Linked DNA regions of Homo sapiens: region 1 is linked to region 2. A link is a contact called in ENCODE Hi-C data. All regions are on one chromosome and are shown on one strand. Each heading gives the region's core, a stretch centred on a gene start or an enhancer-like site at or near the end of the contact. The rest is flanking DNA. Distances are from core to core; before and after follow the strand shown.

Evidence for each region. Hi-C counts contacts between places; a loop is a spot of excess contacts on that map. Pooled maps may share reads with other maps.
Region 1: a map of naive thymus-derived CD4-positive, alpha-beta T cell shows a loop between it and region 2 (5-fold over the local background). The contact joins two enhancer-like sites. A Hi-C loop is called at or near these places in 3 of 168 maps with a recorded cell type or tissue (endothelial cell of hepatic sinusoid and naive thymus-derived CD4-positive, alpha-beta T cell), 9 of 37 single-sample maps with no recorded cell type and 9 of 50 pooled maps.

The regions. Positions count from the first base shown.
Region 1 is chr11:104,875,156-104,877,855 of GRCh38, reverse strand. LOC107984380 (a long non-coding RNA gene) reads right to left here. Exons shown (of 3, transcript XR_007062985.1): 3 at 2,288-2,581. Among named protein-coding and RNA genes, the nearest start is that of CASP4, 92 kb to the left of the region's middle. RefSeq lists a silencer at 531-620. Within about 2 kb of position 1,380, at least 3 of the 41 ENCODE cell types and tissues checked have a DNase peak (open chromatin) inside an H3K27ac peak, as active enhancers do.
Region 2 is chr11:104,797,550-104,800,249 of GRCh38, reverse strand. No RefSeq gene overlaps it. Among named protein-coding and RNA genes, the nearest start is that of CASP4, 170 kb to the left of the region's middle. Within about 2 kb of position 1,414, at least 2 of the 41 ENCODE cell types and tissues checked have a DNase peak (open chromatin) inside an H3K27ac peak, as active enhancers do.

The sequences.
Region 1 (2,700 bases), core at 131-2,630, 78 kb before region 2:
GGCTATCATTTTTCAAGTCAGGTCAAAGTCTAATTGATGGGATAAATTTATATTCCTTAATGAGACTAAACTATGTGTGCTTTAGAGAAAATGTAATATACTTAGAACTGGTGTGTCTGCCCTTAAGTAATTTAGGAAGAAATTCATCTTTTATGTTTACTGTTGGAGAGAATAGGGAATATTCCCCAACCCAAAGGAATAGATTCCCCAGGTTTCATCAGTGTGAGCATAGTCTGGGCAGAAGAAGAAAGTCTAAGGCACCAGACTTTGAATAATTCAAGAAGGAAAAGAGAAATGACTTTTATGATAGTTTAAGTTTCTAAAGAAAGGCAAGTAGAAGTGTTTTTGTTATTGAAAGTGGACCTCTGGAAGAAGACATGGATTTTGAAGACAAACTGAAAATTAAAATTAATTGAAACATACTAGATTCTTAAACTAGTGCATATATGAGCACGCACATACACTCCCACCCCACCCCCCCCACACACACACACTGAGGCATGAGAATAGGAAGTCACACTTTTTTCCTTCCTCTCTGTCTTATTTTCGTTTTACTTTCATAGCCCTTGATTCTCAGAACTGCTTAATCTTTTTCTGAAGTTCAGTGTATTTTTGGTCTGAAACGGCAATTCTCAGCAAAATGACACTCCTATTTTCTGATTATTTCAGAACTAGAAAAGCAAAGTGTTGGCCTTCTGAGATTTAAGAAAAAATCATATTGTTTATTTCTAGTCTCATGCACTCAACCAATCACTCACCTCCACATTTCTGACACTAGATGTATGGGAGTCTTGCCCCACACACCAAATAATTCTCCGGCAGACACTAGCTGGGTTTCCTATAATTCAATTTAATTCTGACACTATCTAGATAGATAATGGGATCTGGATAGTGTCTGATATGGTTTGGCTGTGTTCCCATGCAAATCTCATCTTGAATTGTAGTTCCCATAATTTCCATATGTCCTGCGAGAAACCTGATGGGAGGTAATTGAATCATGGGGGCTATTTTACCCATGCTATTCTTGTGATAGTAAGTTCTCATGAGATCTGATGGTTTATAAGGGGCTTCTCCCTTCACTTGGTTCTCATTCTCTCTCCTGCTGCCATGTGAAAAAACACATGTTTGCTTCCCTGTCTGCCAGGATTGTAAGTTGTCTGAGGTCTCCCCAGAGATGCTAAACTGTGAGTCAATTAAACCTCTTTCCTTTATAAATTACCCAGTCTTGGGTATGTCTTTATTAGCAACATGAGAATGGACTAATATGGTGTCAGATCCCACAAGTTAAAGGCTTATTACCATAAAAATTTCCCCCACTTCAAAGGCCAATTGCAAGTAGTAGGTTATCAACAATACTTCCTCTTAACCAGCTATAAATCATGTTTTGCATTAGTGGCTCACAGAAGTCAGAGAAACAGTTTACTTAGAATTACTGGCTTATTAATCATGGATATAACCAAGGATACAGATGAACAGCCAGAGGAAGAGGTACATAGGGTGAGGTCTGGAAGGATAGCTTCTGTCCCTATGGAGTTGAGGTGCACCATCCTCCCAGCACTCAGATGTGTTCACCAACTCAGAAGCTCCTGAACCCCATAGTTCAAAGATTTTTAGGGAGGCTTCATCATGTAGCCATGACTGATTATAAACTCCATTTGCAGCCCTTCTCTTCTCTTTGAGGAATGGGGGGTGGGGATGAGAGCTCCAAGCATATAACCACGGTTTAGTCTTTCTGGTGACCAGCCCCATCCTAAAACCCACCAAGTCACCTCATTACAACCAAAGATACTTCTATTACCCAGGAAATTCAAAAGGATTTAGGACCTCTGTGCCAAGACCCTACATCAAAGACCAAATATTAGAACAAACAATTAACCTACCACCTTTATCTACAATGTTACTAGGAGCTTTGTCTCAGGAATCAGGGCAGAGACTAAACATTAGAACAAAAGATTCTTTTAGCACCTCTATTGCTCAGAAAATTGCAATAGTTTTAGGAGTTCTGTGCTAGGGACTGGGGTTAGAGACCAATATGTGTATTTCTTATTACTTCACTGATCTTCCCTGTCTGAAGAAAAGTACAGAAAAGAAGATGTTCCCTGAGCATGAGAAAACAGGAGACCAATTTTCCTAATTTTTATTCATTGGGCAGCAAGTGATATCTTCACAGGATAACAAGTGACAGAAAGGAGAGAGTCTGCTAAAGTAATATTAGATATCCCCATCTCTTTTGCATCCTCGCCAACCCTACTCCTGCCTCTGATTCATTCTCGAAACAATAGCCTGAGTGGTCTTACAAAATCTTAAAACAAAAAATCCTTAACAAACCTTTCCGACGCTGCTAACTTCGTTTTATATAATTTGTTTTCTCTGAACCACATGCAGACAAGCAGTTTCTCACCTAAGGGCCTCAGGGCCTCCAGGCATTCACATGTTGTTTTTTTCTGCTTGTAATACAGTAATTTTCCTTTCATTGTCCATTGGGCTAACTCATATGCCTTCTTCAGCCATCATCTTAAGAGGCACTTCCTCAGAGAGGACTTCTCTGATCCTCAGTCTAAACTGGATATCCTGTTATTTACTGGCATAAAAATGAGATTTTAAAAAATCCTTCAATGTACTTGTCACAAATTGTAATTATATATTTACCAATTTTTTTGTTTAATGTCTATCCTTTCCTAAAACTATAAGCATTTATTA
Region 2 (2,700 bases), core at 165-2,664:
TGAGAATCTTAGCTTCCAGCTTAGCACATGTAACTACAGATCAGATATTTAGTCTCCTATTTTTGAAAGTTCTCTGATAGTGCACATTTATTGTCTATTCATAGATTTTAGGCCACTTTTTAGGACCCAGAATCTGTCATTATTCCTATTTATTAGCTATAGATATTGGCCCAGGCATGTATTTATCAAATATATATTTATCAAAGAAAATATATATTTATCAAAGTGTATTGAATAACTCAGGAAATTTCAGGAAGGCTAGGGAATCATGCCTGGAAAATTGGGCAGGAACAAAGTAGGACAGTCATCAGATAGGACCACAGTCAAACTCAGTAACATTAGTCCAATGAAGAGACTGCTACAGTTTCCACAGAACATAAGCAACCTGTTTAAATTGCCGCTAGCAATACTGAACACTGGACACTGTGCTATGCCGCCTCTGGGATTTGTCCCTGCAACTAATGCTGCACACTGGCAGAATGGGTTCTTTGCTCTTGTCTCCCAATTTCAAGCCCAGAGTTGGTGAATCAGTTTAAGAAAACCAGTATTTCATGTCATGCCCTGAGAAAACTGGTATCTGGCATTTTCAGCTTGCATGGTAGAAAGCAGTCTGTATCTCCACTGACGCTCCAAGTAAGAAATTGTCCATCCATAAAATGGGAACTGGATGCTTGTCATAGAGGACATGATAAGTGACCACCACCATATACCTATTTGTCTGCCAAGCATTTGTTATTTTTGGCTCTCTAGTATACAAAACCTTTTCACATAGTTCCACTTCAAAAATGAAAATGAAATAAAGCAACCCTGTCCTAATGTAATACACTATGCTTTATGAAACCAAAATGCATTCTCACCTTCTGCAAAGAAGAGCAACTCAAAATTTCATCAGTTACTACATTTAGCTAGAACACCAGGATCTCTAGAGAAATGTTTATTACTTCTTCTGACCTCAATACATCTTCATAGATACACACACACACACACACACACACACACACACACACACACTTCAGTTACTTGTTTCTTTTATTTTTGTGTAAAATATTTTCCCTGCTTAATTGAAATACCATTAACAAATAAAAATTCTATATATTGAAAGTATACAACATAATGTTTTGATAAACATATACACTGCAAAATGATTGCCAAAATCATGTCTTTATATTTTTTAACCATAGAATTATTACCAAGCATGTGCTATAGAAAACAGTAGAAGAAATGAAACTGAAAGAAAATGAAAGAGGAATGAAAATACAGAACTTCGTTTCTCCTCTATTTGGGGTTGTTTACCTACTAAAGAGGTTAAGTAACTAAAATCTTTTTTCAGACATAGAAATTGTGCTCCATGTGCCTAATACCCAAGTCTATGGATTACTTTCTATGCTTTAAATGAAGAAATTTTTGTCATCTCCATATCCTGTAGTCCAAGGTGCTGTTGAATCTAGTTTCAGTTAACTAACTAAATTAAACTCACAAAAGCCCCAGGCTGCTTAATGTGTCATACCAATCTATAATCTTTGAAAAACTTGATAAACTTTGGGATGGGGGAAGGTAGATGGAAGTAGGTTTTTCCTGCTGTTCACTGAAGTCTTGGGAGTGCATTGATAAAAGAGAGGTTAAAACTGTCCAAAGAGTGTACAAGGTCAAATCAAAATGCACGGTGGACATTATTCTCATTTGGCACTTAAAATAACAGAAGTGGGTTTTCTGAAGAAAAAAAAAACATGAATAAACTAAAAATGATTATCAGCTTGCATTATTTATGCTTAAGATCAATTACAAAAGCTACCTACATTTACAATTGCTTTTTGAAAAGTGGATATTTTCAAGTGCTCATGTTATGATCAATTTCAGCAGTACGTATTGCTCTGAATAATGTAGTTTCTTTTAAAGACATGACATACAGCTATGGCTTTCTTTTTCTTTCTTAGGCCAATGATAAGCATCAAGTAGAATGTCTTTCTTCATAGTAAGCAATTCACTATGTGTTGACAACATTTCATCAGCATATTTCTAGACATCTCACTAAATTCAAGCTTCTTACCAAGATTTATGATGTTCTTACTTTTTGTCAATCATTTCCCCAGTGGCGTGAAGTCAGAAACAGCAGAATTTTGCAATTCATAGACTACTGCAGCCTCATTATCAGCAGAAACTCCTTGACCCATAATCTTCAAATCATGCAGCATTGCATGATTCTTAAATACCTTAATCTACCCTAACTCAGTCTACTTCTCAGCTCCTTCGCTAAGTCACCATACTCCTTTATCGTGGCCTTATTCAGGTCTTTAAATATGTTTGGCACTTTCTGCTGTACCAATATGATGTTCAGGGTCAGCCAACACTGATTGTGGTTCACATGCACTGGGCATGTTAATTCTCTGATTTTTTTTTCAAAATTAATATGCCATATATAGGTAACATATTGAAATTTTCCAGAACCAGTGAGGCAGGACAATAGGGTCTGGAGTCAGGGAACCTAACACTGAGCTGACCTCCTAGAACTGAATCAGAAGGAAAACCCCACCTCTCCACATCCAAGTAACAAAAGGATCAGACGCTACTCCCTTGCCCAAATAAAAAATGGAAAGTATCTCTGATTGGTCCCCTCCCCCAACCAGTCTTCATGTATAATTTTGTAACTTTACTTCAGCCTCTGATTGGCCCCCTCCCACAACCAATCAGACTGGTCATGGC